Regions from separate parts of the Homo sapiens genome. Here regions 2 and 3 are each linked to region 1. The links are chromatin loops, found by intact Hi-C in ENCODE. Cell type or tissue: A673. All regions are shown on one strand.

Evidence for each region. A loop is a pair of places that touch in the nucleus more often than their neighbours do. Peaks named below come from ENCODE experiments on the same cell type or tissue, not always from the same donor. Only the 100,000 strongest peaks of a DNase experiment are listed, where the experiment ranks them.
Region 2: a loop joins it to region 1, with 3 times the contacts of the local background. A loop is called at or near these places in 6 of 110 quality-filtered maps.
Region 3: it touches region 1 in a loop (6-fold over the local background); 66 of 110 quality-filtered maps call a loop at or near these places.

The regions. Positions count from the first base shown.
Region 1 is chr21:36,923,814-36,931,813 of GRCh38, forward strand. It overlaps HLCS (holocarboxylase synthetase), which reads right to left. Exons shown (of 11, transcript NM_001352514.2): 5 at 6,438-6,620. Among named protein-coding and RNA genes, the nearest start is that of HLCS-AS1, 39 kb to the right of the region's middle. RefSeq lists a silencer at 3,940-4,132. In A673, CTCF peaks have their summits at 4,003 (motif pointing left) and 6,044 (motif pointing right); DNase peaks (open chromatin) are centred at 4,038 and 6,038; H3K27ac peaks cover 760 bases.
Region 2 is chr21:36,695,374-36,703,373 of GRCh38, forward strand. It overlaps SIM2 (SIM bHLH transcription factor 2), which reads left to right and starts at 3,742. Exons shown (of 11, transcript NM_005069.6): 1 at 3,742-4,548. The coding sequence starts at 4,374. It overlaps LOC105369308 (a long non-coding RNA gene), which reads right to left and starts at 3,618. Exons shown (of 3, transcript NR_188246.1): 1 at 3,536-3,618. LOC107985492 (a long non-coding RNA gene) reads left to right here and starts at 5,143. Exons shown (of 4, transcript XR_001755029.1): 1 at 5,143-8,000. RefSeq lists enhancers at 221-1,133, 4,969-5,562, 5,563-6,155. In A673, no CTCF peak of the experiment used is centred here; DNase peaks (open chromatin) are centred at 3,678 and 6,448; H3K4me3 peaks cover 4,940 bases; H3K27ac peaks cover 4,949 bases; H3K27me3 peaks cover 645 bases.
Region 3 is chr21:36,636,718-36,644,717 of GRCh38, forward strand. It overlaps LOC105369308 (a long non-coding RNA gene), which reads right to left. Exons shown (of 3, transcript NR_188246.1): 2 at 74-6,289. Among named protein-coding and RNA genes, the nearest start is that of SIM2, 58 kb to the right of the region's middle. In A673, a CTCF peak has its summit at 4,326 (motif pointing right); DNase peaks (open chromatin) are centred at 3,644 and 4,394; H3K4me3 peaks cover 773 bases; H3K27ac peaks cover 4,233 bases.

The DNA.
Region 1 (8,000 bases):
GTATTATGTTTGATAACAGGAAGTCAGTCAAAATGAACAAAAAATTTCCAGCGTAGGTGAAGGGCGAAGGAAGAAAGAAACGAGAGAAAGAGGTATATGAAAGACCCTTAAAAGCATTCATAGCTATAAAAGCTTTTAAATGTTTGCTTTAATCTGCTAGCTGCCTTTAGCCGGTGCCGTATTGTAAAACAGCCGCACAAGACCACAGCAGCCACATGTCAAAAGCTATTCAAGGTGCACCTGGAATTCTGACTTCCTCTCTAATTTGGATCTCTAAAAATTATTTTTAAGCTGTATTTTAAAGTTATGCCCAAAGCTTCGCCCTATCTATACATTCGAGACTCAGAACTAGGATTAAAAATAGGAGAAGGGGAGGACTCCACATCAAGTACTATGTTAAAAAATGGCAGGCAAAGATTTTTTTTAGTGGAGAATTCTAATTAACTCATTAGAAAAATACATTAAGCCAGGTGCAGTGGCTCATGCCTGTAATCCCAGCACTTTGCGGGGCTGAGGCAGGTGGATGACCTGAGGTCAGGAGTTTGAGACCAGCCTGACTAACATGGTGAAACCCTGTCTCTACTAAAAATACAAAAATTAGCCAGGCATGGTGATGGGCACCTGTAACCCCAGCTACTTGGGAGGCTGAGGCAGGAGAATCGCTTGAACCCAGGAAGCAGAGGCTGCAGTGAGCAGAGATTGCACCACTGCACTCCAGCCTAGGCGACAAGAGCAAGACTCCATCTCAAAAAGAAAAACAACAGAAACGAAAAATACATAAGCCTCTTCACTGTCCTGTACGCCAGCTTCCTCTCCCGGGGGCAAGGACTCCTTCCCCGCCCTGCCCTACTTATCAGGGTCACTATGAGACCCAAATGAGATGGCGACACAGGTAAAAAAGCTTGGTTAACTAGAACGCATGCCACAAAGACGAGGAATTATCCCTCGTTTTCCAGAAACTTCTGCAGCAAGGGCTTGTACTTAGTAGGCACACAGATGTTTGCTACATGAAGGGGCCAGTTAGAGAAGGAGGAACAACTGTGTGGTATGTATGACTGAGTCTAAGTTTCTTCATAAAGCTATCAACGTCTGAAAAGCAGCTCCATCTCAGTATGTTCATGTATATCAAATCATCATGCTGCATACCTTAAATATATACAATTTAAAAAAAAGTAACATAAAGGACTTCCCGGAGTAGAAGGGCCTGTACCCGTTTTTTGATATGTTTACAAGTATCTAAACTATCCTTACCAACAAAACCTGCTTTTTATGGGGGGAAAAAGTTTCACAGTAAAAATTTGGGGTTAAATCAAAATGAAATGTCATAACTAGTTTCTGTTTTTAAGTACGTATTACCCATTCCATAACTCCCCACTACCAAAATCACACAAACACACCTCATGGTGATTTTGCCCGATCATTTCAGTAACAAACCCAGTTGTCACTTCTTGTGACAGCTACATCTTGATCCCAGCTGGACACAGGACCCCTGCTAAGAGTCCAGCCGGCTTGTGTTTCTCAGGTCACCTACACACTGTTAGCCACCGTTGGCCACGATGAACACCCACAAGGTTCCCAAGCTTTTTCATTTTGGAAAAATTCTTGTGCTCCCCAGATCCTAAGCAGATGTCCCAGGCTACGGGAGCAATGCACAAGCTCTCTAGTTCCCCAAGGTAAAGGTGCCGACCTTCCTGGGGGCAGCACGTCCAGTTCCCCAAGGTAAAGGTGCCGACCTTCCTAGGGGTGGCACATCCCACCTTCTTCTGCTTCCTCTGGACTCACTGGGGGGACCAAAAGGGGTCCACTGGCAGGCAACTCTGCAGGGGTGGAGGGTGGGGGGCTGGCTCTGCCCCACACACAGATTCAGGTCCCAGCCGGTCCTAACCCGCCAGCTGCCCCTCCCAGTGAGACCCTGCAGAGCGTGGCAGCCTGTGCTTTCTTTCTGCCATTGCTCTGGCAGAGATAAAAAGGAAAATGGAACCCAGAGAAACAGAAACAAGGCAGCTAGCTTCTCAACTGGGAAAGAATTACATTTTCTCTAGAACATCAGATTCGATAGAAAATAAAATCTATTAAAATGTTTCTATAAAATATAAAAGAATTATGTTTTTTCTGGTGTTCTGTAAGGGAAAGGATTATGTTTCTTCTATAAAATCAGTGTTTCTCAAAAACATTCATGTCCCAGCACAGTAAAGATGTATTGCTGCTGACTGCCTGTCACCCACTGGTGGCGGGAAGATGTGGTGGCCACCAGGTGATCGCACCCCGGACACCCCACAGTGAGCCATGTGGTGTATCAGTCTCTCACCCACCAACATCTGCAGAGAGGAAGCCATGGAGAGGTCCCCATATATATGGTCTTGGAGAAACAGTTCAAAGGGCTCTGCCAAGAAACTGGAACATCCAAGCAGGGGTAGGGCACCCAGGGGTACCTTCCACCCACAGAAGCAAAGGGACAGCTTCAGCTCGGAGGCCCCCACACACCAACTCAGAGCTCACAGTTAACCCTGGAAGTCACAGCTGCCACAGGCCATGAACAAGAGTCACGTGTTTTACTATCAGAGCGAACCCTTTCTAAATAATATGTCAAATATTAATATTAACCAAAGTATCAACACCTATGAGATTCCCTGCCTTTTAACATTCAAGTGTGACCATGTGTGAGATGCCTTCAAAGTCCAATGACACGCAGTCATTTGTTTTTAGTTTTTAATAACTAATTTGGCTCATTATAAAATAACTCATAACAAATAACCAATTTGGCTCATTATAAAATAACTAATAACTAATTTGGCTTATTATATATATAATCATTATAGAAAATTTGGAAAATACAGAGAAAGTTTTAAAAGATTATTAAAATCACCCTTAAGCACTCCACCACAAATAAGTCCCATATATACCAGATTTCCTTCCAGTCTTGTTTCCTTTTTTTTTTTTTTTTTTTGAGACAGGGTCTCACTCTGTTGCCCAGGCTGGAGTGCAGTGGCACAATCATAGCTCACTACAGCCTCAACCTCCCTGGCTCAGGCAATCCTCCTGCCTCAGCCTCCCGAGTAGCTAGGACTACAGGTATGCGCCACCATGCCTGGCTAATTTTTGTATCTTCTGTAAAGAATACGAAATTCTGCCAGGTTGCCCAGGCTGGTCTCGAATTCCTGGGCTTGAGCGATCCACCTGCCTCAGCCTCCCAAGGCATTGGGATTACAGGCTTGAGCCACTGCACCTGGCCCAGTCTTCTTTCTACGGAGATAGGTGTGTGGTAAACGTGTGTTTGTGTGTTTGTTTTATGGTTTAACTTTTTGTCATTTTGCTGAGACCCAAATTTCAATCCTGCTCCTGGGAGGTTCAATTAAACGTGAAAGCCTTGGTCGGAGGAAGCCCAGCTCAGCCGCCCACAGCCTGCATCTCAGCCAAGCCCTGCTTCCTCTTGGTATCGTGCACAGTGACACTGATGGAGCCACACATGACTGGGTTTTATAGTGGGAATCACACGCTACCATGGTGTCTGGGTGTCGATGAAGGTCTCCGAGCACATCCTTCCCAAATGCCAAGGGCTGACCGTCGCTGAGGCGAGTGTTTTTTCTCTTTGGGTCTTGCTACTATTCTTTCCAGTTATATCACAGTAACGGAGAAGCACATAAATCTTCTGCGCTATTCGTCATAAAGAGCAAGTGTCAAGGCACCAAACTGTGTAAACACAGCTGGTACGCAGTAAAACTATTTAGATAACTAGCATATTTATTTTGTTCTTTCATATCCCATACTATAATAGTACCTAGGACACAGTAAACGTTGAATGAAAGATGAATATTATTAACTGGGACATTGAAATAATTTCTGCAGACCCAAAAGAAAGTGCCACCAATATAATGGAAAACTATAAAATTATACTATGTGAAACTGATATAGACAGAAAAAAATTAAATCTCTGAAGAACAACTTTATAGTTCTAGGGTCCTGTATGCGAGGCAGCCTAGCTCAGCAGCGACACCCTGTGGTGAGAGATCTTTGACTCCCAGCAACAGAGTGTCTTGCAGGGCACAGGAAGCAGAAAGCCAGCCCAGGCATCCAATCCCTAAGGCAGGCGATGAGCCAAATGGACAGGCAGGATTTAGCAGATGACTGGGTGCCAAGATCCTCTCCATGGAACTTAATTCCGTGAGGATGACTGAGATCTGTTAAGTAGGGATGCCAGAAAGAAAACCAAATACAAAGCACAAACCCAATTCCATTCCCAGTCTCTGTGGTCCAGATCTATAAATACTGACCCATAGCACAGTGACTAGATGCAGGAGGAATTCAGCTGCCTCCGGAAAGACCACCTCAGGCAGTGCATATCCACCTTCAAATTCATTTGCACTATAATCCTTTAGAGAACTTGTATTCCAAGAAAACATCATATAAAACCTTGACTTCTGCCATTTCCTTCTACAGCAGATTCAAGGACACCTAAGCAGAGTTAATAAACATTAAGAGGCCGGGAGCGCCATGCCTGTAATCCCAACACTTTGGAAAGCCAAGGCAGGCAGATTGCTTGAACTCGGGAGTTCAAGACCAGCCTGGGCAACATGGCGAAACCCTGTCTCTACAAAAAGTATTAAAAATTAGCCAGGCATGGTGATGCACACCTGTAGTCCCAGCTACTCGGGGGGCTGAGGTGGGAGGATCGCTTGAGCTTGGGAGGTGGAGGCTGCAGTGAGCCATGATTGCACCACTACACTCCAGCCTGGGCAACAGAGCAAGACCCTGCCTCAAAAACTAAAAATAAACATTAAGAAATGAGGATATGTACAACATACACGTACTCATTCCATTCCTTGGGCTCCCAAAGTAAAGCAGAATTCAGTCAGAAATAAGCAGCTGAGAGGAAAGTAGTCCACAGCACAGATATCCAAGAAAATCAACAAGGCCAAGTGGAGGGCCCGCAATGGGAAGTGAACATTTCTGAAAATAATTATTTTCCAAAGTTATTATGTAATAAGGGGCTTAGTAGGGAGTGTCCATGTATGTGTATACAGAGCAAATATTTGCTTTAATCATGTTCAAGCATTTCATTCCCAAAGTTTGTGAAAGGGGAAATCAATACTCCCTCAATTGATCAATGAACAGGTGAAAAAGTATCACCTCCCACTGCCCCAGGCTGTTTAAAAAACTGGAAGGACAAAAATGTGAAGCATCTGTTGTGTGCTTGAATATAAGCAGACACATGATACAAAGCCCTGACATGGGTATTTCAGGTTATACTCATCCTAAATACACCAGAAATGCCAAGAGTTCCAAACTTCCACTCACAAGAGAATAACCTGGGGCAGGGCCACTCTTCCTATCCACTACTCTGTCCAAGAGTCCGGAGGTCAAGTCCGAAGACCAGCATGATCAGAACTCCGAGAAAGGGCAGGGAGCTCTGCCAAGGGCAAGGCCAGGCCACCTCACTCCCGGACTTCCCCAGCTGGGAGCCTCAGAGCAGGCACTGGCTAAGGTAGCCAGCCCCAGCCCTCCATCCCCAGGAAAAGGCGACAGAGAAGGTCTAGGGGACTGGCAGTGCTCTCAGATTTTCTATCTGTCTTCTCCAAGTGAGCCCATCACACCCAGATAGCTCATAGCTCTGCTCTCCTCCAAAAACTAAGGGACACAGTGTAACACAAAAGAAAGTGCCTCCTTTTTAAAAAATGTTGGGATGAGAGGTATAATTTGTTTGTTTCAAGAGAAAGTAGGTAAGTTTAGTGTTTAAAGTCACCTAGACTATTGGGTGTTTGCAGAAACTACATGGTTATGTCATTCAACTCACAAATTTGTCTGTTCAGAGAAGACAACAGAAATAGACAAAATAATTTGTCACAATGACTATGAAACTGATAGTATGGCCAAGCAGGGGGATTAGCAAGAACCTACACCTGGAGAATCTGGCGACCTGCCCAAAACCAGGTATCAATCACAGGCAGCAAGTGCAGGCATGGGCCAAGAGAATTCCCGAACACATTCCCAGCTCCGTGGGCATTTTCCTGTCAGACACGACTCACAGACGTGAAACCCAGAGCGCTGTTGCCACAAGATGGCAGACATTAGCACAAATGTGATTGTTCCAAAGATTTGCTGAAAGTGGCTCAAGTCAAAACAAATGTTTTCAATCCCAAATGAATAAAGTTACAGTCTGAATATACTCTTGACACAGGGACCCTCTTCCCCCTAACGTGGAAAGGGCCACACCTGCAGACTTAACACCTTTCTAAACTCTACTAGTTGGCCCTCTCTTATATATAATCCTCCCCCAACAAAATGAATATTTGCACATCTTGAAGATGATTTCCAAACCCGAAGTCAAAACAGAAATGGAAAATCAAAACCAACCAAAATAAAACAATTAAAGCAACGGGTCGCCACTGTGAAGAGGGCCACGTCACAGCGCGCTCTGCCCAGCTGAGCCCACAACTCACCTCCGCAGCTGACAGCAAGTAAAGAGGAGTTAAGGCAGGAACTTGTTTCATGTCACAGCTGAGGCCAAGGGTTGTCAGAATCTCTCTAAGGACTTCGTATCTTCTAAAATTGCTTGACTTGAGCAAGTTAAAATCTTCTGGAGTTTGCACTATGTTGGAGCTGGGAGGTAGTTCTAAGTGCACCTGAAGGGGAAAGATAGCACTATGTAAACTGAGGGCACTCACAGGCAATGAGAAAAACAGTTTCTTTTTTCTTTTTCTTTTTTTTTTTAAATTTAGAGACAGGATCTCATTATGTTGCCCAGGCTGGTCTTGAACTCCTGGGCTCAAACGATCCTCCCACCTCAGCCTCCCAAAGTGCTGGGATTACATGTATGAGCCACCACATCTGGCCAAAAAATTTCTTTACCAGTTTTCTTCTCCAAGTGAGCACATCACACCCAGATAGCTCATAGCTTTGCTCTCCTCTGAAAATTAAGGGACACAGTATAACCCACAAGAGAAAACTTGAACATGAATTTTTCTAATTATCAATAGCATATAAACTCTGAAGCTGTATATCTGGAAAGTCATGGCCAACAAAAGAACGATTCCAAAGAGCCTACTCAAATTTTGGTTGTCAGGCTGAGAGGCCACGGTGGAAATGACCCTGGACAGTCATCATCTCTCTCCAGGTACTGATGTTCCACACTCATCAGTCATATGACCTTCCGCAAGTTACTTAACTTGATTATAGGAACAAAATATCTAGGGCCGGGAGCGGTGGCTCACGCCTGTAATCCCAGCACTTTGGGAAGCCAAGGCGGGCAGATCACCTGAGGTCGGGAGTTCAAGACCAGCCTGACCAACATGGAGAAACCCTGTCTCTACTAAAAATACAAAATTAGCCAGGCGTGGTTGCATGAGCCTGTAATCCCAGCTACTCGGGAAGTTGAGGCAGGAGAATCGCTTGAACCCAGGAGGCGGAAGTTGCGGTGAGCTGAGATAGCTCCATTGCACTCCAACCTGGGCAACAAGAGTGAAACTCCATCGCAAAAAAAAAAAAAAAAAAAAAAAAAGACCTAGAAAGACAGTTATGCTGAAAACCTAATTGCTAGTGAGTTCAGGGAGGCAAATGGGTCATGCTGGAAACTTCCATTTTGCCTATTAGCCATAACTGGAAAACAATACCTAGGAAGAGAGCAGCGTTATTCATCATTTTAAGAGCGTTTGCAGGAGGCTGGGTATAAAGGCTCACACCTGTAATCCCAACACTTTGGAAGACCAAGATGGGAGGATTGCTTGAGCCTAGGAGTTTCAGACCAGCCTGGACAACATAGTGAAACCCTGTCTCTACAAAAAATACAAAAATTAGCCAGGCGTGGGTGGTGCGGCTGTAGTCCCAACTACTTGGGAGGCTGAGCTGGGAGGATCCCTTGAACCCAGGAGGTTGAGGCTGCAGTCAGCCATGATCGTGCCACTGCACTCCAGCCTGGGCAACAAAGTGCGACCATTTAAAAAGAAAAAAAAAAGAGAGAGAGAGTTTGCAGGAATTCAAAACAGCAGGTCCTTGAATAATGTTGT
Region 2 (8,000 bases), 230 kb before region 1:
CTACTACTTGAGGAAACAGCAAACAGAACGAATTAGGGTCTTGGCCTCTGCAGGAATAAATTATTTCCGACTTGGTCTGGATACCTGTAATTATTTGTAAGCTGTGGGTAGTAATACTGTAATTGTCCCCCGGTCCTTTCTGGAAGTAGCAATGACCCCAAGGACAATTGGTGACGTCTCCACAGGGTTTACACATGGAAAGGAGTGAAAAATCGAGGAATTCTTTCAGATAGCCCAGACCAAAAATCCTCTCAGCCATGAAAAGGTCATATATGTGATGCTGGGCCAAGCGGACTTTTCTGGAGTAACCATATCATAACTGATTGCGGATGTAGACAAGAGCGTATAAACCAAATAGGCTTGAATCAACGCAGTCCTGGATTTTCTGTTGCCTCTGCTTGCTGGGGCAGTGGAAGTTCTTAAACTCCACTTCAGAGGTTGGAAATTCTTCCCCCTCCCCCACCTCCTTAGTGACAAGGTCTCTGATCTCCTGCTGCCACTGCAATAGCCTCTCCCATCCCGCGGGGAACGGCCGGAGTTCTTCCCTTGATCTCTCCCGAGTCGGCTTCCGCTGGGGATGGATCGCAGGTAGGCGCCGGCGCGGCCTGGGGAAGAACAGTTGCGGAGCATCTGAAGCGGAAAATCCAAGCAGATGTGAGGCGATCCGGGCCCGCCTCGTTCCTCTTGGGGCCTGAATTTCTTCCAGATAAGTTTCCTAATGGAACATTTCTAAGAGGTGGGGTACGAGGCGGCTTGCTCGCACGCGCAGTGGGACAGACTGCGGGTGGGGACGTACTGAGAGGTCCGGACCTCAATGCGTCCGACCCGTCTCCACACCGCCCTTTTCCAGCCCCCAGTCTCCTTTCATTCCCTACTCTTCAGGCTCCTTTGGGGCCAGTGGGTGAACCGCCATTTAGAACGGTGCCTCGGACTCGGGGGTCGTGCGCTCCATCTCTGCCTCCCCCCTGGGGCCCGCGAGGCTGGTCCGGGCTTTCTGAGCTGGGCGTTCGGCTTTAGGCCCAATACCTGGACCAGGAATTTCTTCTCCCCGCGCCAGAAGGGAAAGACATAGGAGGTGTCCCAATCTGCGGTCACCGCCGATGCTCCTGACCACTCTAGTGAGCACCTGCCCGGTACTTTTCCATTCCAACAGAGCTTCCAGCTTCATACTAACTATCCCACATACGGCCTGTGGGTATTAGCTCTAAGTGTCCTTTTCCGAGGGCCCGAGGCTCCCCCTCCAGCAGGGAGAGCTCCGGGACGGCCCCCACCAAGGGTTGGGTTTCTTCCTTCACAATTCCACAGAGGCATCCCTGTCCTTCCTACCTGGGAAACCTCGAGGTGCGGTGCCCGTGTACTTCTGGTACTTTGCGTGGTGCCATCAGGGACCCCAGAGCCACAGCTGCGTGTGTGTGTGGATGTGTGTGTGTGTGTGCGCGCGCGCGCGTGTACGGCGAAAGGATGTGCTTGGGGGAGCCGAGTACACAACGTCTGCTTGGGCAGCTGCTGGGCAGGCGTTGGGCCTGGAGGTATCTCACACCCACGTATCTTCCAGTCTTCAAACACGGCATTGCTCTGCCTCCCGTAGCGCGCTTCGAACCTGCCTCGCGGACACGTGAACAGAGGCTGTCCCTGGGAAGATAAGTGCGCTTTCCCGTAAAATCCGGGAAATTTGCCTTGAGGAAAGTTTCCGTTCTTGTTACTTGTCGGGTTTCTCCCACTTCCACTTAGCCATGTTTCTGCGATCTGGGTAATCCCTTTCAAGCCCAGGAGGAATTCTCCCGGGTCCATAATTGAGGGTCGGAAGCCGTGGGGGTGAGAAACGCATTAAATCCTCCCGAAGCCCAGGAGGTGCCAGAGCGGGCTCAGGGGGCCGCCTGCGGAAGCTGCGGCAGGGGCTGGGTCCGTAGCCTCTAACCCCTTGGAGCTCCTTCTCCCAGAGGCCCGGAGCCGGCAGCTGTCAGCGCAGCCAGGAGCGGGATCCTGGGCGCGGAGGTGGGTCCGACTCGCCAGGCTTGGGCATTGGAGACCCGCGCCGCTAGCCCATGGCCCTCTGCTCAAGCCGCTGCAACAGGAAAGCGCTCCTGGATCCGAAACCCCAAAGGAAAGCGCTGTTACTCTGTGCGTCCGGCTCGCGTGGCGTCGCGGTTTCGGAGCACCAAGCCTGCGAGCCCTGGCCACGATGTGGACTCCGCAAGGGGCTAGGGACAGGCAGGGGGAGAGCCCGGGTTTGCGCACACCTTCCAGCCCCTGGAGGGAGCCTGCTCGGCTTCGAACGCCTTCGAACTTTTGACCTTCAAAGGAGTCCCTGGAAAAGGTCAGGAGCGCCTGCTGCAGGCACGGTTGCCGAAGGCCAGGCCTTCCTGGCGCAGGGGAGGGCCAGGGGAGGGAAGCGGATACTCAGTCGCTGTCCGACGGCGAGTTTTCGGAGCAGCAGGCTCATGATCCCGGGCCAGTGGCGAGAGCAGTGACACCGAGAACCCAAATCTCCGCGCCCCCATCCGCGGCCCGGTGTCCTCCCGGCCCCTGCTGACCTCCAGGTCACGCACCCCACTGCTCCACGGCTCTGCAGCCTGTGGCACACGGCCGAGAGTCCCCACATGATCTCGACGCCAAGGTAAGGAATTGCCCTGCGTCCTCTGAGCCTGTCTCTGGCCTGGGGGGCCGGGAAAGCTGCACTCCTGGAAGAGGTGGGGTTATGTGACCGCCGCTGCAGGGGTGCGCGGAGGACTCCTGGGCCGCACACCCATTTCCAGGCTGCGGGAGCCGGACAGGGGAGGGCAGAGGGGGGACAAAAGGACTCTTTAGGTCCAAAATGACCCTGAAGGAGAGTCCAGAATGCCCAGTGGCCGCGTCTGCAACGGAGTCTTCTTTCTCCAATTGCCTTCTGCCCCATCACCATGGGCCCCACCTGCGCCACCTGCGCCCACCCTGTGACCCTGGCTCAGCGACCTTGGCCCTTAATCGCCCAACGCCGATTCCTCAAAATTCCGGCTGCGCTGAATCGGGCTGCTTTTGCCGCCGCCCCGGCAGTTGGGCCCTGTTTCCGCCGGCGCCCTGGGAGAGGCCTCACCACTCGGCTGGGCTCCCTGGCCCCTCCCTTCCCCTGGCCTGAGCGCCCCTGCGGCCTCCCGCTCCTCCTGAGAAGGCGACAATCTCTTTGCACCTTAGTGTTTCGAGGACAGAAAGGGCAGAAGGGTCACTTCGGAGCCACTCGCGCCGTTTTCACGTGTGTGTGTAATGGGGGGAGGGGGGCTCCCGGCTTTCCCCTTTTCAGCTCTTGGACCTGCAACACCGGGAGGGCGAGGACGCGGGACCAGCGCACCCTCGGAAGGCTCGATCCTCCCCGGCAGGGCGCCTGGCCAACGAGTCGCGCCGCCTCCTCTCGGCCGCGCCTGCTGGTGACCTTCCCGAGAGCCACAGGGGCGGCCTCGGCACCCCTCCTTCCCTCGCCCTCCCTGCCGCCCATCCTAGCTCCGGGGTCCGGCGACCGGCGCTCAGGAGCGGGTCCCCGCGGCGCGCCGTGTGCACTCACCGCGACTTCCCCGAACCCGGGAGCGCGCGGGTCTCTCCCGGGAGAGTCCCTGGAGGCAGCGACGCGGAGGCGCGCCTGTGACTCCAGGGCCGCGGCGGGGTCGGAGGCAAGATTCGCCGCCCCCGCCCCCGCCGCGGTCCCTCCCCCCTCCCGCTCCCCCCTCCGGGACCCAGGCGGCCAGTGCTCCGCCCGAAGGCGGGTCTGCCATAAACAAACGCGGCTCGGCCGCACGTGGACAGCGGAGGTGCTGCGCCTAGCCACACATCGCGGGCTCCGGCGCTGCGTCTCCAGGCACAGGGAGCCGCCAGGAAGGGCAGGAGAGCGCGCCCGGGCCAGGGCCCGGCCCCAGCCGCCTGCGACTCGCTCCCCTCCGCTGGGCTCCCGCTCCATGGCTCCGCGGCCACCGCCGCCCCTGTCGCCCTCCGGTCCGGAGGGGCCTTGCCGCAGCCGGTTCGAGCACTCGACGAAGGAGTAAGCAGCGCCTCCGCCTCCGCGCCGGCCGCCCCCACCCCCCAGGAAGGCCGAGGCAGGAGAGGCAGGAGGGAGGAAACAGGAGCGAGCAGGAACGGGGCTCCGGTTGCTGCAGGACGGTCCAGCCCGGAGGAGGCTGCGCTCCGGGCAGCGGCGGGCGGCGCCGCCGGGTTGCTCGGAGCTCAGGCCCGGCGGCTGCGGGGAGGCGTCTCGGAACCCCGGGAGGCCCCCCGCACCTGCCCGCGGCCCACTCCGCGGACTCACCTGGCTCCCGGCTCCCCCTTCCCCATCCCCGCCGCCGCAGCCCGAGCGGGGCTCCGCGGGCCTGGAGCACGGCCGGGTCTAATATGCCCGGAGCCGAGGCGCGATGAAGGAGAAGTCCAAGAATGCGGCCAAGACCAGGAGGGAGAAGGAAAATGGCGAGTTTTACGAGCTTGCCAAGCTGCTCCCGCTGCCGTCGGCCATCACTTCGCAGCTGGACAAAGCGTCCATCATCCGCCTCACCACGAGCTACCTGAAGATGCGCGCCGTCTTCCCCGAAGGTGAGGCCTCAGGTGGGCGGCCGGGGACGCTGGGGAGCCCGGCGGCCCCGGCCCAGGCGGGAAGCGCAAGCCAGCCCGCCCAGAGGGGTTGCCGCGGCCTGGCGTCCAGAGCTGGGGCGTCTGAGGGAGGTTGCGTGAGGGTCTTCGGCTTCGGCGCTGGCTTGGGGCGAGGGGCCAGGGCCTTGGCGGCCCAGGCGACCAAACCCTCTCCTGGTCCAGGGCTGGGTGAGGGCGAATTACGAATTGTTCCAGGGGCAGGCAGTCCCCCAGCCCGCACGGCCAGCGAGTTCTTTCTGGTTTTGTTCTTTCTCCCTTTCCTCCTTCCTTCCTTCGCCAGTGCATTCTGGTTTGGTTTGGATTTTTTTCTCTCTTTCTTTCCTTTCTTTCTTTCTTTCTCTTTCTTTTTCTTTCTTTCTTCCTCTTTCTTTCATTCTCCCCTTCCTTCCTTCCTTGGCCCCCTCTCTCCCTCCCTCCTTCCTTCCTTCCTTTGCCAATGCATTGGTTTGTTTTCTTTCCTTTTCTGCTTTCCTTCCTTTCTTTGGAAGTTCACTCTGGTTTTGCTTTCTTTCTTTCCCCATCCCTTCCTTTCTTTATCCCTCCTTCCCTTCCTCCTTTTCTTTCTACGATTCCCTTTATTTTTCCTTCATTCCTCCCTCTTTTTGTCTCTTCTGGAGGAGGTGAAGGAGGGTCAGCTTCAGGCGCTGCGAGTCAGCGGGGATCACGGTGAGGCCCAAGCACTGCAGGCTGAGGCCACAGAGCGAACACTTGTGCTGAGCCGGGCCCTCTCGTGAGGCTGGGGTGCGGGAAGTCCGGGCAGGAGAGACCCGCCCCCGCCGTTGCTGAGCTGAGACCCGGCTGAAAGAGAGGGGTCCGATTAATTCGAAAATGGCAGACAGAGCTGAGCGCTGCCGTTCTTTTCAGGATTGAAAATGTGCCAGTGGGCCAGGGGCGCTGGGACCCGCGGTGCGGAAGACTCGGAACAGGAAGAAATAGTGGCGCGCTGGGTGGGCTGCCCCGCCGCCCACGCCGGTTGCCGCTGGTGACAGTGGCTGCCCGGCCAGGCACCTCCGAGCAGCAGGTCTGAGCGTTTTTGGCGTCCCAAGCGTTCCGGGCCGCGTCTTCCAGAGCCTCTGCTCCCAGCGGGGTCGCTGCGGCCTGGCCCGAAGGATTTGACTCTTTGCTGGGAGGCGCGCTGCTCAGGGTTCTGGTGGGTCCTCTGGGCCCAGGAGCTGGGAGGGCTGCGCCGGCCTCTGGAGCCCCGGGAGCCAGTGCCGAGGTAGGGAGACAACTTCCGCCGCAGGGCGCCGGACGGTCGGGGCAGAGCAGGCGACAGGTGTCCCTAGGCCGCAGGGCGCTTCCATAGCGCCATCCCCACCAGGCACTCTACTCGAAATCGGAAAGCTCGACCTTTTGCGTTCGCCTCTGCCAAGCCTGTTATTTGTGCTGGCCGCTGGGTCTGGAGCTGCGCTTCTCGGCCCCTCCCCGGTGGAGCGCAGAGGGCTGGTCTGCAAGCGCGGCCTCCAGCCCCGCGGCTCCCCGGCCCAGGAGCCAGGCGCGGGCTGACCCGGGAGCACCCGGCAGCGGAGGGGGCTGGAAGCGGACCCTAGGCCTCTCCTGTGCCACCCGGCCCTACCGCGCGGCCGCGGGGCGCTCTCCTCTCGGGCGCAGCGGTCCTTCAGCCCAGGGCAGGTTCCTCCCTTTCCTACTCGGAACGTGGCAAAGATACCCCAGTCCCAGCCCCTCCAGCTGAGAGCTGTTGCCCAAGGTCGTCGCTACTTGTCCGCTCAATGGTGACCCCTTGGCAGAGAACTAGGGATGATTCCACTCCGGTTGATGTTTTAGGGGAAATTAAAAGAACATTCGGTTTTCTGAGTCTCCTTCCGGGGAGGCGTGGTGGTAACTGGTTTGCTGGGAAGAGCCGTTCCTTAACCGCATGCAACAAAGCAGGTGTGGAATCCGGACGAGAGGGCACTCACTGCCTTCTGCCCCCTTTGGAAATAGAAAAAGCCTTCGAAGCAGCAATCCAAAGATCAAATGATTTGCGGTCAATGATTTCAATTAAACCAGAAATTAGTAAGGGAGGGCCGAGAAGACACGGCTGCTCAGAAGCTGTTCGCTGTTTGAGGGATTTCCCGGAGAGCCTGTTAAAAGATGCGAAGTGGTGGGTGTACCGCTCAGCCACCTTTAAACCGGCTCTGTGCGTTCTGGCTCTGGAAAGCAAGTCTCCAGGCATTTGGGCTCAGAATTGCTGGGCCCCGAGTTTGGGCGGGGGTGGTCCTTCTGGGGGTCAGGCCTTGAGCAGCTTGCACTGGTGGCAGGTTTGGGAGCAGTTGAGGGGCTTCCTGTGTGTCTTTTGGAGGGGGTGACCCTGGAAGTTGGCACTCTGGAAGGGAGCTGTTTGGCCCTAGAGTTTTGGAAAGGGCCCTGAACCTGTTCGGTCCCCCTCGGAAAGGGAAGGGAGCAGTGGCTTAGTCCCTCCCTCCTCCATTCGTGCAATGCCTGGGGTAGGGGTAGACCTGGAGCCGGTGGACTCATATCCTTGGAATTCGTCAGGACAGCTGCTCCGGGGCCTTGGCCCTCAGTCAGTCTGGGGCTGAGGAGTAGGGAAGCTGGGAACTTGGGGCAGAGGAAGAAGATGCGTTTAGAAAGACCTCCATTATGCAAACTGGAGTCCATTTATGCAAACTGGTCACCCTTCCAGTAGCTCCAAAGAGTGGCAGTGGAGTGGCATCTTGATTGATTTAACCTCTTCTCAGGGGACCTGGGTCTGCGAGGGAGGATATGGCTGCGGGGTTGGAATAGGATCTGTCTGAGCTGCCAGGGTCAGGGTGGTGGCCCTAGGGAGGTTTTAGGGCCAGGGTGGTCCCGGGCTGTGGCAGGGGCTCTCAGATCGCCTCGGGCTCTCAGCTGCAAGGTGAAAAATACCATGAGGAATTGATCTGCCAAGGGCGGTCTTGTCTCAAAGCAAGTGGATTGCTGGGGTAAAGAATCTAGAGACCAGCTTAGGACTCTGGGAGGAAGAAAAAAAAAAAAAGAATAGCATAGTCCTAAGGAACTGCAAGGATCACCAGATTAACCCTTCATACCTGGGGAAATTAAGGCCAGACATGACACAGGCCTTTCCCAAGGCTCTGTAGCAAGGGCAATAGCAGGCCAGTTGCTGCCACTGCGGTCCTGTGGGGCATGTTCTCACTCCACTGCACCCAGGAGGCTGCCAGCCTCTGTTCCTTTTAACATAGATCTCCTCAGTTGTTAAGACAGAAAGAGGAACTCAGAGGGGTCCCTGTGTGCAAGGCAGAGGGAGACCACCAGAACCAGGGTAAGCACCCCACTTGGTAGCCAGTTCAAGGACTTGGGGATGTTTTCAACATTTACAGCGAGGTTTGAGGCCCCATTGTCATGCAGCGCTACTCGGCCTTGGTCTCCTTATCTGTAAAATGGGCCCATTAGCA
Region 3 (8,000 bases), 290 kb before region 1:
AACTGCCATTATTTTGTCTTCTCGTTTGATTGACAGATTGCTAGACATAAAGATCCATGGTTAAATCACTTACCTTCAGAACTTTGAAGGCATTATCCCACTGTTTTCTAGCATCCAGTGTTACTGATGAAGAATCCAATGCAAATCTGATATTCATCCCTTTGTAGGTGTTGGTTTTTTGTATTTGTGAGTTTTTAGGATCTTCTCTTTATGTCTAGTGTTCTGAAATCTCACAAAATTGTGCCCGGGGTGAAATTTAACCTGTTATACTTGTCCAGCATTTGGTGAACACTTTCTAGCTGATCCTTGTGTTTCTCTTCAGCTCTGGTACATTTTTAAAACTCCGGTAATTTCAAATCAATTATTTTTTTCTGAATATTTTCTCCTTTCAATTTTCCTCTTTTGTATTTGTGGGATTGCCATCTGATAAAATGCTGTACTTACTGAATTGGTCCTCCATGTCATCTACATTTTCTTTCTTATTTTCCAACTTTTTATTCTGGAAGATTTTGTTTACTTATCTTCCAAGCTTTTTATTAGAAGTTTTATTCTGGTAATAAAGTTTTTAATTTTCAAGAACTTTCTTATTCTCTAAGTGCTCTTTTTTTCAGAGCAACCATTCACATTTTATGAATGTAATATCTTCTAAGTTTTTTCTAAGAAACTTATTAGAGGTTCAGATAGGAATTTTGTTTTAAGTTCTTACCTGTTGCTTAATTAATCTATGCTTTCCCTGGCCTCAATTATTCTATTTATCCTCTTGGTCCTCTTATTTGGGGCCCTTTTTCTTTTAATGTATGGTGACCTTTGGTTGCCATTTGTATATGCACCAGTAACAGGACTGGTTAATACAGGTACTGTTACTGTGTAAGTCTGACCAACTGCTTGGATCGGCTAATTGGGAATTGTGACCCATTTGTTCTCTAGTATTTCATCTTCTCCCTGCATAGACCTCTTGCTCTTCTCTACTGGATTATTTCATGGGCAATGAGCCCATCCAACAGCTCCAGCAAGTCCATACCTATAGTGTGAGCTAGCTCAAGATATCTCTTCAAGGGCTTCATCAACACTGGGGCAAATCTCCAAAGATACCCCCTAGGTGCCAGGTTATCACATTTCCTGAATGCCCAGTAGATACCTATCTCTGTCCAAAGTGTATACCAGCATTTTGTAGGCAGGGGGTTAGAAGCCCTGAAATTAAGACATCCAAGTAGCCCAGAGTAGCCTGTACAGTCTGCTGGTGCCTACATGTATAATCTTTCCAGATGAGCTGCAACCCAATTGACCAGGCAGTGGGGTCCATTTGAAACAATGGGCGCTGATAAACCATTGTGGCAATGCCCAGAGTTATCAAGGCAGATGTTGGATCTTGAGACTTAAGGCGCTGTCATGGAACTTAACAATACGCCGTAGTCCTCAATTCATGTCTGAAGCATTAATGCTATTTTCATTTATTTCTGTCTTTCATATGCAGTGGGATCTTAACAAATTGAGGCCTAGAGATGGACAGAAAGACTCCCAGGCACCAGAAAGCTATTTCTTGCAGCCACCACGTTGCTGTGATTAACAAAATAGTTGGATGCATTTTCCACTCAAAAGTGGCTACAGGGGGAACTGAGTGTGAGTTGTTCACTGTCAACTAACAGCACCATTAGAATTATGTTAAAGCTGAGCTAAGAGAAGCAAGAGAAAGGATGCTACTCAAGAAGAATCTTCTAGTGAAAGAGTGAAAACTTTATTGGTCTCAATGGCAGTGGTGAATCAAGGACTTTTTTTTTTTTTTTTTTTTTTTTGAGATGGAGTCTCTCTCTGTCGCCCAGGCTGGAGTGCAATGGTGAGATCTTGGGGCTCACTGCAACCCCTGCCTCCTGGGTTCAAGCAATTCTCCTGCCTCAGCCTCCTGAGTAGCTGGGATTACAGGCACCCGCCACCACGCCCAGCTAATTTTTTGTATTTTTAGTAAAGACGAGGTTTCACCATGTTGGCCAGGCTGGTCTCGAACTCCTGACCTCGGGGGATCCATCCGCCTCAGCCTCTCAAAGTGCTGGGATTACAGCCCTGAGCCACCGTGCCCGGCCCAAGAACTTTTTAAATTCTGTGCAACCAAGAAATTCAAAACTGATCTACATGCCCTGTCCAGGTTGACCAGTTATCCCGCTAAACTAGTAACCACCAGAGACTGAGCCTGGAGTGGGGGCTCTATCTGTGCCTTGCTTAGTTCTTCATTTTGATTAAAAATACAAATGCCTATATTCTACCCCTAACCCCTTTACTGACTAATTCATGGGATCCATTTGACCGCTATTGATGTTTTCTCACTTATTAAAAAAAATAGTTTCAGTGTAATTATTCTGAGTTAAATACATTTGCCTCTTTTTATCCTAAAAATTGGAAGTTGAAGAATCCTTTTGTTGCCCTTAATGAGCTACCGTAGTAGCTTCCTAGGGCTGCAGTCACAAAGTATTGCAAACTGGCTGGCTTGAAATAACAGAAACCATTCTCTCACGGTTCTCGAGGCAGACATCCAAAATGAAGGTGTTGGCAGGACTGGTTCCCTCTTGGAGACTCAAAGGAAGAACTGGTTCCATGCCTCTCTTCTATCTTCTAATGGTTGCTCTTGGTTTGCAACTGCGTAACCCCAGTCTCCATCCCTGTTGTCACATGGCTGTTATCCCTCCGCATGTCTGTGCCTTTACATGGTGTCCTCCTCTGTATGTGTGTCTCTGTATCTATTTTCCTCTTCTTATAACTTCCATCTTAGTTACATCTGCAAAGACTCCATTTCCAAATAAGGTCACATTCACAAGTACCAGGAGTCCAGACTTGAACATATCTCTTGCAGGGACACAGCTCAACCCCCAATGCACAGTGTGCCTGTCAACTTCCATACACACTGGTTTGGTTCTATCCCAGGAAGTGGGGAGCCAGGGCTGAGAGACCAAAAATCCTAGATCCTGGTCCCAAGTTCTCAGCCCATGACTACGCATTACTGTTTCTAACAATGATATCAAAGGATCCTAAAGACTGGTTATATTGAAATACGCCAAAGACAACCTCTAACCCTGAGGCCCAGAAAGCCCCAGGAATCTAAGCTCTCAGTCTTGGACCCAACAGCAAGCCCTCTCTCAACTACTCTGATGGTCTCCTGGCCCCGACATCAGCATGTGTAGCCTCCTGCTGCCTGTCTGCAAAGCCGTCCCTGCACAATACACTCTTCTAAGCATCTCAGAGAGGACAGGATGTGGCTTTGCATGGTAGTTGGAAATGATCAAGAAAATATATATTTACCAAAATCTGAGCTGAAATTAGGATATCCGGATGCTGAGTGTTAATGAGCAGCGTGTCGGTGTTTAACAACCGGGGCCACAGGCCATCAGTTTCACAGGACTCATTTGAATAATGCTTCCAACTGTACAGACAGTGCAGGGAAAGCAGTACACAGATTGGCTTATCAGGAAACACATAAAGGAAAGGAGGAGGGGGAAAAAAACCCCATGGGATCCTGCAGGCTAAAAAAAAAAATGCTAAAAGGAAAAATAAATGTACATGTGTACCTCTTAAGTCTCACAAATCTGCAGGGATTTGTAACTCAGGAAAACCCTGAAGTGAAACACAAATCAAAAAGGGACCAAGGGCCATAATCCACATTCCTAAATTAGTTGTCTTTTCCGGTAATGAAAAAAGAATCAGACTGTAAGTATACAATATCTCTCCCTGTCATTGCCGCTTCTTTCATTGCTTTCTTAAAATATTACAAAGCAAACAAATCCTGCATTCTAATCCATTATAAACCAGTTCCATATCTAATCAACTTGAAGCCAAAGCCATCTGAGCAGTGCAAACATTTTTTAAAAGAGTCATTCTAAGATAAGCAAAACAGGAAATTGGAGGTTGACGATGATGAAACTGATATCCAAATGGTAATCTGAGCAGTAAAGTCACTAAACCCTTCCTGCACCATAAACAGAGTTTCTTGGGATGTGTTTCATTCGCTTTCCCTGGCGATTTGGCAGTAGGTTGTACCAGTTAGTACAAATCATCATCTTTCTCTTCCTTACCCCATGTCGGCAGACCGCGGCCAGGATGCGGGATCCCAGGGCGCCAGGCGCTCCCATCTGCTCTGCTGAACAATGTGTGGTCCACCCTTTATCCAAGCTGCAGAGGGGAAGGGCAGATGGAGCCACCTTGCCTTCTAAGTGACTTCAGCAAAAGCACATCTGTCCTCCAGGGCAGGTTCTCGACCCCAGCACTATTCACATTTTTAGCTGGATCGCTTTTCGTCGTCGGAGGCTGTCTTGTTCGTGGTGGGTTGTTTAGCCGCACCCCTAGCTTCTACCCACTAGATGCCAGTAGCACCCCTCCCAGATATGACCATCAAAAAATGTCTCTGAACATTGCCAAATGTCCCTGGGAGTGGGAGGCACAATCACCCCCTGTTGAGAACCACTTAGAAAGAACTTTTGCTGGGAAGAGCTCAGAGCATGCATTTAAACAGTGTTCGGTGTTCTCGCATTAGCCTTTCCCAAGGGAATTAGTTACTAACTGAATGTCACCTTCTCCACGAGACTTCCCCTGAGCACCCTATTTATGCTCACTCACTATTTTCATTACTTATCATGTTAACTGTTTAATATTCTGCCTCCCCTGTTACACTATATGTAGTTCCAGGCACAGAGTAAATGTTCAAAAACATTTGTTGGCCAGGCAAGGTGGCTCATGCCTAGAATCCCAACACTTTGGGAGGCTGAGGTGGGAGGATCACTTGAGGCCATAAGTTAGAGACCAGCCTGGTCAACATAGTAAGATCCTGTCTCTACTGAAAGAAAAAAGAAAAAAATAGCCAAGCACAGGGGCATGTGCCTGTAGTCCTAGCTACTTGAGAGGCTGAGGCAGGAGGATTGCGTGAGCCCAGGAGTTAGAGGCTGCAGTGAGCTGTGATCATGCCATTGCACTGTAGCCTGGGCAACAGAGCAGGATCCTATCTTTAAAAAAAGAATTAAAATAAATTTTAAAACATTTACTTATTTGACAAATAAATGGAAAGAAACCAAACTTCACATAGTATAAACAAAGAAGAAATGAGTTGCCCATCTAACTAGGGTGATGTGGTGAGGAGGACCCAGGGCTCCTGGACTCAGTGCCACAGCCACGGTGCCAACAATGAATTCAATGACACCTGCTTGTCAGGGCTGTTGGGGGTTAAATAGGGTCGTGTGTGTATGTGCCTAACACGCAGCGCATGTGTGGGTGCTCCGGCCTGCCCCGCCTTCCCTACCTCTTTTCTGATGCAGCATCCTCAGCTCTTCCCCAGGGTGCTCCCTGCCTGTGGACTCCTGGGGCCCAGGCCAGACCCTGCCTGCAGATGATTTGAGGACCCGTGTCTTTAGCAGCCTGTTTGGTCTGAGGCCTGGGTCCATGGTGGCAGACCACTTGCCAGACCAACCCCTTGGCTGCCTGGCCTGTGAACTCCAGCCGCCCCACCTCTGGCCAGCACCCTGGGCCCATGCACAGTTCGACCTGGGCGAAGCTCTGTCTGCCACCTGGGACCCCCAAAGGTGCCACCTTGCCTGAGCCAGGCACTCCCTGCTCTCCTAAAGTCACTCAATCTTAGGAAATGTCTGTTGTCCAATCTGGCACACTCCATGCTGTGGGTGCTCACACTTCTTAGACGTAGTGCTCCACTGGGTGTGCTCTGTTCTTGGGGTAAAGCTAAGTCCTTGTGGCTTTAGACCAGAGAAGTTTCTTTCTGTCTTACAGGGAGTTCCAAGTAGTGAGGGCTGCTCAGCTCCACACAGTCACTCAGAAACCCAAGTCCCTTTCCCGTGTAGCTCCCCCATCCCCATGGCTTTCTTGTTGTCTACGTGACTGAATTCACTTGCCTTCCCCTGCTTCCAGCCAGGGGAAGGGGAAAGAGTATGGAGGAGATGAGTCCTACACAGAGACATGAGTCCCATATCCAGAAACGGCACTTCCTTACATTCCCATGGGCAGGAATCTAGTCCCACGGCCACATCTCACTGCAAGAGAGGCCGCAAGGTGCAGGCAGAAGGGAGGGCAGGCAGAGGGGAGATGTGGGGTCCCTTCCCCACTCTTCTCCAGCAATCATTTCCTGAGTGTTTTGCTGACTGCAGTCACCTCCACTCCAGTGAGCTCCTTAATCCAGCAGAGAAGACACACACCCAGAGCACAATCTAAGAGGACACAGAGGAGTGGGCAGCTGGCTTGGCTGTTGCACTTGAAGACAGGATCCCAACCAGGAGCAGACGGGAGGCGGCATTCGAGCTGGCGTCTATCTAAGACAAGAGGAGGAAGGACAGGGTGAGAATTTTGCCTGGTCTTAAATCCATATGCCCTTGAGTTTTTTCAATCCTTAGGAAAATGAGTGAAACAGACCTGGGTCATTTGACCATTAAAGATTTTGGACAATCTCTGCAAGAGTTAGAGGCACCATGTGCCCCAGATCATCACCCTTCTCCAAAACGGTCCCTTGGTTTGCTTGGTTATTTTTGTAGAGACAGGGTCTCTACAATGCCCACACTGGACTTGAACTCCTGGGATCAAGCAATCCTCCTAAGCAGCTGAGACAACAGGCACATGCCACCTGGCTTGCTGACCTCCATTTCTGTTTCCAGGAGAGATTTTTTGTTTTGTTTTTTGTTTCCAGACAGGGTCTTGTTTTGTCACCCAGGCTGGAGTGCAGTGGCATGATCATGGCTCACTGCAACCTCAACCTCCTGGGCTCAAACAATCCTCCCATTTCAGCCTCTGGAGTAGCTGGGACCACAGGCACATGCCACCACCATGCCCAACTAATTTTTTTATTTTTATTTTTTGTAGAGATGGGGGTCTCACTATGTTGGCCAGGCTAGTCTCAAACTTCTGGTCTCAAGTGACTCTCCACCTTGGCCTCCCAAAGTGCTGGGATTATAGGTGTGAGCCAGCACACCTGGCTGGGAGAGACTTCTTGATTAGCAGAAGGCAAATTTCATTAATTCAAAGACAAAGCCATGTTCAATGAGTTGCCAGAAAAATAAAAGTTGATTTAAATGTCCCATGACTAAGTACTGAGTCATCATTTGTCATTATTATTTTATTATTTCTTACTTGTGAGAAATTATTTTATTAATATTTTTATTTACCTTTATTATTTCTCAGCTGGAGAAACCCTACAGAAGGGTGCTGGTCATGCAGCCTCATGGCCACCGTGTCCTCAGCAGGCCTGGTTCCTTCCCCCCAGGACCACGGAGGCACAGCCGCCCCTCAGGGGCATAGCATACGGTGTGGTGCGGCCCCTCTTTTCCTGAGCTGAGATTTTTTCGTCTTGTCACGCCCCCCATCTCCCATGCGGCCTCCTCTTCCCAAGACCCCTGGCTTCACTGCAGACTTAGCCACCAGCTCCGCATCATTTGCCCAGCCTGCAACCTCCCGGAGGTGCTTCCCCGCCTCCCAAGACAGCGGGTAGGTGCCAACTGCTAATTTTCTTCCAGTGGCCCACCCTTACAACTCATCCATTGCACTCCAAAAGATTGTTTTTTGGAGGACATTTTTTTAAATTTTATTTTTTCCATAAGTTATTGGGGTATGGGTGGTATTTGGTTACATGAGTAAGTTCTTTAGTGGAGATTTGTGAGCTCCTGCTGCACCCATCACCCGAGCAGTATACACTGCACCATATTTGTTATCTTTTATTCCTCACCCCCCTCCCACTCTTCCCCCCAAGTCCCCAAAGTCCATTGTATCATTCTTATGCCTTTGTGTCCTCATAGCTTAGCTCCCACGTATCAGTGAGAACATACAATGTTTGGTTTTCCATTCCTGAGTTAATTCACTTAGAATAAAAATTTCCAATCTCATCCAGGTCATTGCAAATGCTGTTCATTCATTCCTTTTTATGGCTGAGTAGTATTCCATCATATATATATATGTGTATATATATATGTATATGTATGTATATATATGTGTATATATGTGTGTGTGTGTGTGTGTGTGTGTATACACCA